2 separate regions of the Homo sapiens genome follow, and region 1 is linked to region 2. A link is a loop called in an ENCODE intact Hi-C map of the cell type or tissue named here. Cell type or tissue: ovary. All regions are shown on one strand. Links, peaks and the distances in the headings refer to the core of each region. The heading gives the core; the rest is flanking DNA.

Evidence for each region. Hi-C counts contacts between places; a loop is a spot of excess contacts. Peaks named below come from ENCODE experiments on the same cell type or tissue, not always from the same donor. Only the 100,000 strongest peaks of a DNase experiment are listed, where the experiment ranks them.
Region 1: a loop joins it to region 2, with 2.2 times the contacts of the local background. A loop is called at or near these places in 70 of 110 quality-filtered maps.

Annotation. Positions count from the first base shown.
Region 1 is chr1:160,116,404-160,119,308 of GRCh38, reverse strand. All of the region lies in intron 1 of ATP1A2 (ATPase Na+/K+ transporting subunit alpha 2), which reads right to left. Among named protein-coding and RNA genes, the nearest start is that of ATP1A2, 2.1 kb to the right of the region's middle. In ovary, for the core only: no CTCF peak of the experiment used is centred there; a DNase peak (open chromatin) is centred at 1,208.
Region 2 is chr1:160,191,837-160,194,741 of GRCh38, reverse strand. CASQ1 (calsequestrin 1) reads right to left here. Exons shown (of 11, transcript NM_001231.5): 2 at 1,856-1,940; 3 at 895-995. Among named protein-coding and RNA genes, the nearest start is that of CASQ1, 2.7 kb to the right of the region's middle. In ovary, for the core only: a CTCF peak has its summit at 1,461 (motif pointing left); a DNase peak (open chromatin) is centred at 1,471.

The sequences.
Region 1 (2,905 bases), core at 116-2,615, 75 kb after region 2:
TAGGGTCCACAGCCAAGGTGTTTGCTTTTTTTTTTTTTTTTTTTTTTTTTTTGCAGGATAATGCAGTTTTGGGGGTTTTGTTTGCATTTTAAAAAATATACTTTTTTTGGAGCAATTTTCTGGTTCACAGCAAAATTGAGTGGGAAGTAGAGAAAGTTCTCATATATCTCCTGCCCCCACACATGCACAGCCTCACCCACTATCAACACCCTGCATCAGAGTGTTACATTTGCTGCAATCATGAACCTGCATTGATACATCTTTATCGTCCAAAGCCCATAGTTTAAGTTTGAGTTCACTCTTGGTGTACATTCTATGGGTTTGGGCAAATGTATACTGACGTGTATCCGCCATTGTGGTATCATATGGAATAGCTTCACTGCCCTAAGACTTTTGTGCTCCAGGGTAATGCCTTTTTTACTTATCAGAGTCAGGAGCAATCCCAGAAGTATGGCAGCTGCCTTGTTCATAAGAGGTCGCCAATTCAGCATCTTGAGAGGTAGAAGTCTGACCAGTACAATCAGAAGCAAGGGTAGGGGTGGGGGATGCAAGGAGAAGTCAACACTGTTGTTCCCAAGATACCAATGATTTAAAAAGATATGAGCTTTTGGAGGCTGTGTTGCTCAGAAGTGCTCTTCTCAGAAAAGGTGACCAGTAAAATCGTGGGTTTGTCTCCACCTGAAGCATCTATGAATCTGGTATAATTTTGGCCTCCTAAAGGCAGATCTTCTTGGGGAGACCGAGCAGCCCAATGGAAGGGGTGGGGAAAGGCTTGTGAGTGGTTCTGCCTCTGCCTTTCTCAGGTGACCTAAGAGGATTCATTTAATTGAGTGGATTGAAATGCTTTACATTCACTAACTGTCTGTGGTGGGACAGAGCTGAGAAAAGGAAGAAATGCAATCAAGGGAACAGAGGCAAGAGATCAGGCTGGCTGAGCTTCAGTGTGACCCTCAGGAACTTCAGGGACAGAAGGGGGCCCAGGCATACACAGAGGAGCAGGGCTGGGTCTGTGGGCAGAAGAGCAGGGTGCAGAGGAATTTCTGTATATTCAGATGTGAAATAAATTTCATAAAAATTGGAATAAAATGCATGCTTTTTAAAAACTTGCTGGTCCATGCACTTTGGCATGCTGGATTGTGGCTGAGCTAAGCAGCTCCACGCAGTGCCTCCTTTTCCCAAGCTCCCGCCCTGCTCTCCAGCAGGCTTAGAGCTTGAGACACACTGCCCCTTCCCCCTCCTCCTGTCCTGGCAAAGATCTCAGGCTCTGCAGCCAGGAGCCTGCAGAGATTTGGGGCCAGCGGCTGCCCAGGCAAGAAAGAAAGAGAGGAAGCAAGGACCCCCCCAACCTCCCTCCACTCCTCCCTCCCCCAACCACAAGTCCCCCTCTCTGGGTCTTGAATGCTGAAGGAGAACAGAGAGTCCTTTTTGAGAAAGCCAGAGGCTGGGACAGAGTGGGGGCAGCTGGGAATCCGCCAACGCTCCCCCCATCTCAGCCTCTCCGTGGTAGCTGGAGCAGGCTGGGCTCCCTCCCACCAGTGTCGTCCCTTCCCCCAACTCCCACGCTGCCCTTCACAGCCACTGGGTAATGGGGGGACAGTGAAGCCTGCCTCTGCAGTGGAGATGCAGGGGAGAAGGGATTGGAGGAAAAATCATCCCTAGAACAGGTTGTGGGTGTCAGATGCCTTCCCTCTTCAGGGGTCGTTGGTAGGTTGAACTCTAAGCTCCAGGCCCTAAATACCCCCACCTCACCCAGCCTCTTAGTTTAAACAGCCCAGATCTGCTCCTCATCTTGCTATTGCATCACCCACAGCAACTTAGGATGGTGATTAAGGGGAGTTTGGGGGTGCTAGGGGAAAAAGACAGACTGGAAAAGTCAAGGTCTCATCACTTCCCAAGCAAGACCTCCTGAGCTGGGTCTACCTTGCTCTAAGATGGAGCAGGGTAGGGGGCTACCTCCCCTCCTTCTCTCTTCACTTGGATGGGGGAAATGGAGGGCTTATCTGATCCTTTAACCCCTGCCTCTTCTCAGAGGTCCTGCATCTCAGCTAGGGATGCCCTTTCCATGGGGAGCCAGAGATGTCAAGATGCAGCTGAAGGTCCCAAGACAGTATATCTTCCTGCAGCTATGACCTCTTCCTCCGTGAAGCCCATACCTCACAGCTCCTAAGGGCAGGCTCACAGACTCTCAAGCACCCCCACACAGTGACATTTATGCTTGTGCAGGCTTGAAGGCTTGTACATTTACAAATTTGCCTGCTGAGACACAAACACAGGTACTCATCCATGAGTAACTGCAGGACTCCCCGCCTATGGAGAACACGTGGTCAAGGACACACACTCACACACACACAGACACAGACACACAGATACATGCATGCACTCCAATTCTATTTATGGCTCCAACCCTAGCTCAGGAACCCTGGTGTCCAGGCTCAGGATTTCCCAGCTGCTCAACTAGGTGCAATAACATGTCCTTGCCTGACTCCTCCTGGGCCCAGAAACACCCACGGCTCCCCCTAGGCACAGTCTTCCTCATACCCTCCTGTTCCGCAGCATGCCCTTTCCCTCTGTGTCCTCTTTTGCCAGTATTCCACAAAAGGAAAGCAGCCAGGCACAGCATGTAAAAGGATTGGGCCACTCTTCTCCATATGGGAATTTCATTTCCAAGAATTCAAAGCCCTCTCCCTGCCCGCCCCATTGTTGTTAATCTTCCTCTTGGTGTAGCCATTGCTGCAGAATGCCATGGACGGGTGGACTGGGGGGGGGGTCACCTGTCACCAGCCTCTGGGAAAGTCCTCAAAGCCCATGGCTTGGAACCCACGGACAATGCTGCTCGGGACATCCGGAGGGGTGCTGGGGTGGGGGCTGGGTCATCATTCTTCCTCCCCACACCCCGCCCAGCTGT
Region 2 (2,905 bases), core at 115-2,614:
TATGAGTGTGGTGTGCATGTGGTGCATATGTGTAGTGTTCGGTATGTAGGTGATGTGTGGCCTACTGTGTACATGTGTGGCATGTGTGTGATGTGTGTGAATGTGTGGTGTGTGTACGTGTGGAGTGTGCATGTGGTGTGTGCATGTGTGTAGTGTGTGCATGTGTGGTGTGCAGGTATGTATGTGCATGTGGTGTGTGTGTGCGCATGTACGGTGTGTGTGCATGTGATATATCTGGTGGGTGTGTGGCATGTATATGTTGTGTGTGGTGTGTATGGATGGGTGTGTGTGGTGTGTGTTGTGTGTGTGGTGTGCATGTGGTGCATATGCATAGTGTGTGGTATCTAGGTGATGTGTGGCCTATTGTGTGCATGTGTGGCATATGTGTGATGTGTGTGCATGTGTGTAGTGTGTGTGTACATGTGTGGCGTGTGTGGTGTGTGCATTTGCGTGGCATGGATGTGGTGTGTGTGCATGTGTGGTGTGTGTTTGTTGTGTATGTGCATGTGGTGTGTGATGTGTGTGGAGTGTGTGGTGTGCATGTGGTGTGTGTGTGCATGTGATATGTGTGTGATGGGTGTGTGGTATGTATATGATGTGTGTGTGGTGTGTGTAGTGTGTGTGGTGTGCATGTGGTGCCTATGTGTAGTGTGTGGTGTGTAGGTGATTTGTGAACTATTGTGTGCATGTGCATGCATATGTGTGGTGTGTATGCAGGTGGTGTGTGTGTGTATGTATGGTGTGTGTGCGTGTGGTGTATGTATGGTGTGTGTGCGTGTGGTGTATGTGTGTGTGTGTGGTGTGTGTGTGCAGTGTCAGGTTGGGGTTGGTAGGGACTAGGGGGCAGGCAGTGGAGTTTTCAAGCAAGGCCGTCAGGTCCAGGGGAGTCCTTACATCAAGCAGAAACTCCACGATGGTGTCAGCAGAAAACTCGCCATCGTACTCAATGACTTCATCTCCCTTGAATACATACATGCTGTCCACTTCAGTTAGGCCTAGGGAGTGAGCCGGGCGCAGGGGTGGGGTAGTGAGCCATGATCCCAGGCTTCCCACAGATTCAAGGTCCAAATCCTCGGCCACAGCCCGTTTGATAATCACCGGGGCCCCACATGCTCCACCTCATGGGCCCGTTGCCCCACCCACCTCCTCTGACCCAGAGGCCGACAGGCCTGAGGTCTCTGCCCCTGGATTAAGCCTAGGGGGCTAGCGTGGCCCCAGAGCTTTCTAGGGAGTAGCTGGGGGATCAGGTAGGGTGAGGGGAGGGAATAGAGAGGTGTAGATTCTAGCAGTATTTCTCCCCTTCTCTGACCGCAACGACTAGAGATGAGTATTCATGCCACCCCCTCTGAGCACTCTAGTAGCTGGTTCCCAGTCAAGCTCTTTAATTGCTATTACTGACCAGATGACTTCATTATTACTGACCACCCCTCCCCCATGCATGTCCAGAATCCCGTCTCAAGCCTGTGCTGCCCCCTAGTGGCTGACTGCTCTAACAACCATGGCTCTGGATGGGAGGGGTTGGAAGCGGAGTTTGCAGAGGTCTGGCCAGCCCCGCCTGTATTCCCCGACTCCCCTTCCCTCCAGCACCTAGCCATGTTTTAAGGTAAGTATAAAGAAGGCCTCCCCCACCTCTTTCTGGGATTTGAGCATGGAACTTCATAAGGAATAGAGAGGCAGAGTCTCCGAGCCATAACCCTCCCAACCTCATATTTTCTCACCCCCTCTTTTAGAATAGACATAAATCTGAGAGATTCCCAAGCCCCTCGGATCCCAAGGACTGCCTGACAGGTCCTCCGCCCTAAGCCTCCCCTTGTCTCAATGCCACCTTCCCCTCCCCTGCCCTCCCCTCTCTTACCTAGTTTCTTGGCCACAGCTGCATCCTTCTCAGAGTCTACCAGCCCGAAGCCAACACCCTTGTCTTCTAGGACTTGGGCTGCTAACTGGAGGGAAGGATTATGATTAAAATTAGCCCCTGGAATTTTTATTATCCCCTATTCTCCCTCTCATGCTTTCAAGTTGGGTCAGTTGAGGTGCGGGAGATATAAGAGTTGACCTTGACCCTTTGCTAAGATCCAGAATATCCCCCAAATTCCCTACAGCCACACAGTTCTGTTTTTGGCTCAACTTAGTTCATGAATATTGATTGCTCATTTGCAATGTGCTTATTATGTTGGACTTGAAGACACTGCACTCAATACTTCCCAGTGCCTAAGAGGTACTGAGGAGTCTGGCTTCAGAGTGACTGAGGGCCCCTTCCCTCCTTCAGGGTTGAGTCCTGCATTCCATCCTGCTCAAGTCACACCTGGAGGTCCCTGTCCCTGGTCAAGGGCCAAGCTCAGTGTGGGGTTGATCTTGGAAGTCCCTGAGATTCTTCAGAGTGACTCCCAATGGGAAGAATTTTGGAGGGTGGGAGGGTAGTGGTGGGTCTGGTCATGTTGTTGAGGAGTTGGGGAAGGCCAGAGAGCTGAGATAAGAGGTCACCATTTGTTACCCCCCAGAGGGAGAGAGACTGACAGCGACCGGACAGTTCTCCCCATCAGGGCCCAACTTTCCCCTTTCGCACTCTACTTCAGCCTGTCCTTAGGCTGTGGACAGTCACACCTGGAGGTCCCTGCCCCCATAAGCCTTCCAGCTTAGCGTTCAACCCTGATTTTCTCTGCTGTGGGCACAGCTTGCAGCTCTACCCCCACTCAGCACAGACTCAGGTACTGTGATTCTCAGAGGGGTGGGGAAGGGAGGCGGTTGGCAGGTGGATGGCCAGGGATACTGAGCACTCAGGATAAAAATACTCGGCTCATTAATCAGATGGCAGGTTCTAGCACCCAGCAGGGGTGCACAAAATGAGAGCCTGTGGTTCTGGTGTCTCACCCTGAAATGCTCCAAGCTCTGGACAAGCTGAGGCCAG